Regions from separate parts of the Homo sapiens genome. Here region 2 is linked to region 1. The links are chromatin loops, found by intact Hi-C in ENCODE. Cell type or tissue: PC-3. All regions are shown on one strand. Each heading gives the region's core, and the rest is flanking DNA. Links, peaks and the distances in the headings are about the cores only.

Region 1 (2,923 bases), core at 93-2,592:
CTCTTAAAATAGGATCTTGTTTTAAAAAGGGGTTCAGTAGACAAAGAAGGCCATTCCCTTTTTCCCAACTCTTGTTCTTAGGGTAGTGTTCTCAAACTCTGGCAATTTGAGTGTGCAAAAAAAAAAAAAAAAAAAATTAGAGTAGTGGAAGTGGGACAGATAGTTCCTCTTTAGCCTCCTGACATACCTCTTGTTTGGAGGGATAAGATAATCTCTCAGATTGCCACCTGGGCAAGGAAACTGGGCAACACACTTCCAACTCAGAAGCCCTGAGGTTGGTGGCCTGCTACCTCTTTGCTGGTCCCTCTTCCTCAAGGTTTCCGCTTTGGAAGTAGGGACTGATTCTTAATTGGTTCATCTACTTCTAAGGCCAGCACTTAGGAAGAGTTAGCTTGTTCTTGATTGGCTCAAGAACTTTAATTAATAAAGAAGCACCGAATCCAGAATATTTATAAATAACATCTGCTCACAAATAGAACATTGTTCCAAATAGTTCAGTCTAAACACTTTCAGCTTCAAATCCACATTAAGAAAATCATAACAATTACCTTTAAACTCATGTTTCCAAAAATGTGATGTGTATGTGGATTACCTGTGGATCTTGTTAATATGCAAATTCTCATTCAGTAGATCTGGAGTGGGCCTGAAGTGATACTACTGGTCCTAGGACCACACTTTGAGTAGCAAGGCTTTCTAAAGTTCTGCTCTCCCGCACAGCTGAATTGAATAACTTTTCCTTCTAGAGATGGCATCATGGTTAGCTTTTGAAAACCTTTTGGTTTTTTTTTTAACTTCAGTCTTCTAGTAATTCAAGAAAGCTGGCTATTTTTTCAATCTTTCTGGATGTTTTAAGGATCTCCTTCTAATTCTGAAATGTTGCTCAGGTATTTCTTGTTGAAGTCTTTTCCACAGGGTAGACTCTAGCTTGGGGTCTATTGGAGCAAGTTAAATGTCTTCAAAGGTGATGGGTTATTCAACTGAATAAATGTTTTCTAGAATGTGGTGAAACCTGGAAAATACAGTGGGAGTAGGAGAGGGAAGAAAAAAAAAAGACATAATATACTTTTCTCCACTCTACCTACCATGATAATACATATTAATCTTGCCTTTATTCTTTCTTTATTGTATATAAAAGCTTCCACTAACTTTCCATTCTAGGGAGTCATTGAGAGAATATAAATATGTGGGCTTTTTGTTAAAGCCTGATAGGAGAAGAGATTATTATAAGTAATTGGAGACTGTGGAGTCAGAATAACTGAGTTTGAATTCTGACTTCATCATTTACCAGCTGTGTTGCTTAACCATAAAATGCTCATAATATTTACTCCAGCGAATAATGGGAGAATTCACAGAGGTAATCCTTGCAGATAATCCCTGCTAATCATTTAACCTAGTGCCAGGATATAGTAAATGCTCAATAAATATTTATAGTAGTAGTCATTGTTATTTGATAACTATTACAGAATAGCTCCCAAGGGCCTACTGAAGAAAAGCTTTGTGCTTAAGACACTGGCAATAAGTTCATTTCCATATGGTGTAACTTGAAGCTTTGGTTTTATAGATTAACTCAGAGACAAGTCCTACCACAGTGATTCACAGTTCCTGAATTCAAAACACTGTGCATATCACTGATTTGGCATTTCACCTTATATGACTAGCTCGTGTTATTATTTAACTTTGCCTTGGCTCACTAATTTTATTTTCAGTTTCTAACCTTTAAGAGGTAACAGTTTTATACTGTTCAAGACTCCCCAAACCAAATACCACAGAGCCATTTGTTTACATTAGTAGGTCCCCAATAAATATTCATTAGTTATTTCACTGATTAATTAAAGTAATCCATTCATCTCCACAGGGACTCAGGCTGGCTGAATCAGGAGAGACATCTTCAGATCTATTCCTCTTTGAGAAATTAGTATAATGTCAGTGCATTCTCATGTGTTTCTTGAATTATGAGCTCCCTGATGTCTAAAGAAGACTCACAGGGAAGAGTTCATATACTGACAGAACAATCATTAATTAGTTTTCAAACTAGTTTTGATTTGAAACTAAGTAATTTCAATCAGTTTTTTGACTTTCAACTCAGTGTTGTGACATCATGGTGGACACAACTTTCTTAGAGGTATCAATACCATCATCATGTCCATGTTTGATTTGACAGACAAATATTGCAATTTTATTCTGTTGGACATTTTCCAAAGAAGTTGGTTACTGATTTATTAAATAAATATACATATTTTAGGGTAGTGGAAGAAGAAGGTGAATAGAAATTAATGGGTGAGCAAAGGTGAGGGAAAACCAAATCACCAGTTTTCTTTCTGATTATATTTTAATCTAAAAGGCTATGTTTTTAATCAGGTTATATGTCTTGATAAGTGGCGTTTCTACTTAAAAAATGTTGGTTGTATTTGTATCCCAAGTAGGAAATGCAAACATACTTGTATAAAGCAAACAAGTTTAACTTGTGTGTTTGTATTAATGATATGTGATCAAGGCACAGGAAATGTTAGTAAAGAATCATACACTTATTATGTTTGTTTGGGACAGAACAAAGGATAAGTCATTAGTTGGTGAGTTCAGTCATTTTCTTTGAGATAAAACATTTGGTTAAAAGGCAGGCTAGCCCAGGCATCATGGCTCATGCCTGTAATCCCAGCACTTTGAGAGGCTCACGCCTGTAATCCCAGCACTTTGGAAGGCCAAGGCAGGTGGATCACGAGGTCAAGAGATTGAGACCATCTTGGCCAACATGGTGAAACCCCGTCTCTACTAAAAATACAAAAATTAGCTGGGCATGGTGGCGCGCGCCTGTAGTCCCAGCTACTCGGGCGGCTGAGGCAGGAGAATCGCTTGAACCCGGGAGGCGGAGCTTGCAGTGAGGTGAGATCGTGCCACTGCACTCCAGCCTGGTGACAGAGTGAGA
Region 2 (2,923 bases), core at 120-2,619, 78 kb after region 1:
TCTACAGGGGTTTCTGCAGTGGAATCTGCTCCCTCACAAGCCCATCTACAAGGTGCTCCTGTGCTCCAACCCTGCTGTTTCCAAGAAGGCAGGTCCTGGGACTGCCAGGATCCCTCTCCCTCAGACAGCGCAATCTGTGTAGGCAGCAGGCCGGAAGTGGTGACAGCCACCATGACAGTCAGGGCCGAGGGCAGGACGATCACATTAGAAAACAGCATCCGGCCTCCAGGGGCGAGCGGAGTGACTCGGCCTCCATCTCCCCCTTGAGGCAGCCATCTTGGCGCCGCTTTCCTCAGGAGCACTGCGAGCTCGTCCTTAGGACCCGCTTCTCGGCTTTTCTTCTCCCAACTCTTTTTACCAGGCAGTGGCGTGGCCTCTCTGGCCCAGCAGGGAATGGGCGCAGGGAAGGGAGTGGTAGTAACGAGCGAGGCATAGAGGCTTTTCTGTAACAGCAGTTATGTTACCCTGATTAATACAAAATTGCCTCCACGAATCACAAAATTACCCAAGCAAAAAATAAGGTCTAGGTTTTAAGAAACTAACTCCTGAAAGAATTGACTCGTCCTGGGACAATGTACAGAGTTGATGTCTGGTTAATTAGAGGTCACTGGGATAGAATTCTTCCTGATATAGCGCGGCATAAAGGTGTGTATTAAGGACTCTAGGTAAAGAATCACGTGGAGAGAATCTTCAGGTTTAACACAAAGATCCCAGTTTTTCAACAAAAGGGAGGTAAACTACTCAGATGGGGTCTAAGTTGTAGCCCAATGTCACAGCCTGCTCCTGCCACAATTTCTTATTGATGCCAGGAGACTGCCTTTGTTTACTGCAGTCATCATGGCTGTTGGGAAGTGTTAATAACTTGCTTTTTATTTTAAGCGGGTGTGAATTGCATGGGTTCTGTTTCCTAATAAGAGTAGTGTCACCTGATATTTTCACATAAAGAGAGCTGCCTCGTGGCATGTCTTCTGAAGCTAGCATGTGCTTATCCTTCACAAGCCCACAAAAACTGCAGACTGTAATTCAGAAATTTGATTTGATCATTCCACTAAACCTCTAAGCCCAATGTTTTCTTCAGCTCAGTGTTTTCCTTGCCATAAACTTACCCTCAGAGGGAACCACTGACATTTTAAGAGCTGAATCCTTACAGACACTGAGGCCAAAAGGACTTCAGTGCCAACTCTGCATTTTGAGGCCATTAAAAAAAATATCATCAAAGACTGGGGTTGCCAATCAGAGGTTCTCCATAGTGAGTGTCCAACAATAAGATCATAGTGACTGCTTATTCCAAACCAAAGTTACCACATTCGATACTCAAGGTTTTCAACAGAATTGATTCCAATTAGAGCTTCACATTTTCCATTAAGCTGTATGAAATATTATAAATCTATTGAGAACACCAGTAGAAGAATGGCTAACTAAATCGCAGTATACTGGCACAAGGGAATACTATACTGCAATGAGAATGAACAATCTTCAATTATACCTGACCACATGTATGAATTTCACAAACACAATATGGGGCACAAGAAGGCAGACAAGAGAGTATACAATGTGTGAGTCTCATTATATAAAGCTCAAAAGCAGACCAAATTAATCTATTGTGTTAGAAGCCAGAATGATGATTAGGTGGAGTACTTACTAGAGGAAGGTATAAGGGAACTTGTGGAGAACTCGTCATGTTCTGATTTCAGACTTGGTCTCTAGTTCCCCAAGTGTGTTCAGCCTGTAAAAAATTTATTAAGCTGTACACTACCTCCTACTGCACTTTTCTAAATATGTTATACTTAAATAAAATGTTTACTTAAAAGCCAATAAAAAATCTTAAGGACCCCTGGAGAGATACCTCAAAGTTTAATGATCCCAGGTAATGAATCACTACCTCATATACTTTTGAAAAAATTTATTTTTGCATTTTGTCATACATTGCCAATTAGAGTCTGTATTAGTCAGCTCTAACACTGCTATAAAAAAATACCTGAGTCTGGGTAATTTAAAAGAAAAGAGGCTTAACTGGCTCATGGTCCCACAGGCTGTACAGGAAGCATGGCAGTATCTGCTCAGTTTCTGGGGAGGCCTCGGAGAACTTACAATCATGGTGGAAGACGAAGGGGGAGCCAGTACTTCACATGGCTGGAGCAGGAGGAAGGGGTGTGGGGGAAGGTGCTACACACCTCTAAACAACCAGATCTCTTGAGCAGTCACTCACTGTCATGAGAGCAGCACCAGGAGGATGGTGCTAAACCATTCATGAAGGTTCATGAAGATTACCTCCATGATCCCATTACCTCCCACAAAGCCCCATCACCAGTATTGGGGATTACGGTTCGACATGAGATTTGGTCAAAGACACAGATCCAAACCATATCAGGGTAAATCAGGTTAAAAGAGTTTTACAAATGTGAGATTTGGAAAGATGTATTTATGATTGGATTCTGTTTCCCCCTTTTCCCCCACGTCTTTCAATTTTTGATTATAAGGAAACATACATGTTTTAAAGTGGTGGCTAAGATTCAGGTGTGGCCTGTGCTCTTGGCAAAAGCCAAATTTCAACAAACTTAAAGATCTAATTGGCTTTTTCATGCCTTGGGGGGCATCTCATCTAAAGAGTTAGAAAAGGCTCTCTGATGACCTGAGCAGGAGTTGGCTTTATAGGCAAAAAGGGGCTGAAGAAAGCAGAAACAGGGAACAAAAAGCAGATTAGTTAGCATCAGGTTACTTCACATTACTCTTTTTGAAAGAGTTAAAGTCGAGGGGACTTCCTTATCATGCTGGCTAAAACTGGCCTTTTGGGGAGTTTGGCTACTAGCCATCCCTCTCCTGATTTCTTGGAAAGTCAGATAATAACACTTAGTTTTATTATCTAAGTAATAGAGTAATGGTAATGGAGAACTTGAACATGACTGACTCCATTTCGGTTTGG

What was found. A loop is a pair of places that touch in the nucleus more often than their neighbours do. Peaks named below come from ENCODE experiments on the same cell type or tissue, not always from the same donor. Only the 100,000 strongest peaks of a DNase experiment are listed, where the experiment ranks them.
Region 2: a loop joins it to region 1, with 10 times the contacts of the local background. A loop is called at or near these places in 18 of 110 quality-filtered maps.

What each region holds. Positions count from the first base shown.
Region 1 is chr20:8,858,797-8,861,719 of GRCh38, forward strand. The region is part of intron 31 of PLCB1 (phospholipase C beta 1); the gene reads left to right. Among named protein-coding and RNA genes, the nearest start is that of RNU105B, 29 kb to the left of the region's middle. In PC-3, for the core only: no CTCF peak of the experiment used is centred there; DNase peaks (open chromatin) are centred at 1,495 and 2,525; H3K4me3 peaks cover 767 bases; H3K27ac peaks cover 2,195 bases.
Region 2 is chr20:8,936,997-8,939,919 of GRCh38, forward strand. No RefSeq gene overlaps it. Among named protein-coding and RNA genes, the nearest start is that of RNU105B, 110 kb to the left of the region's middle. RefSeq lists enhancers at 1-193, 194-696. In PC-3, for the core only: no CTCF peak of the experiment used is centred there; no DNase peak of the experiment used is centred there; H3K27ac peaks cover 1,144 bases.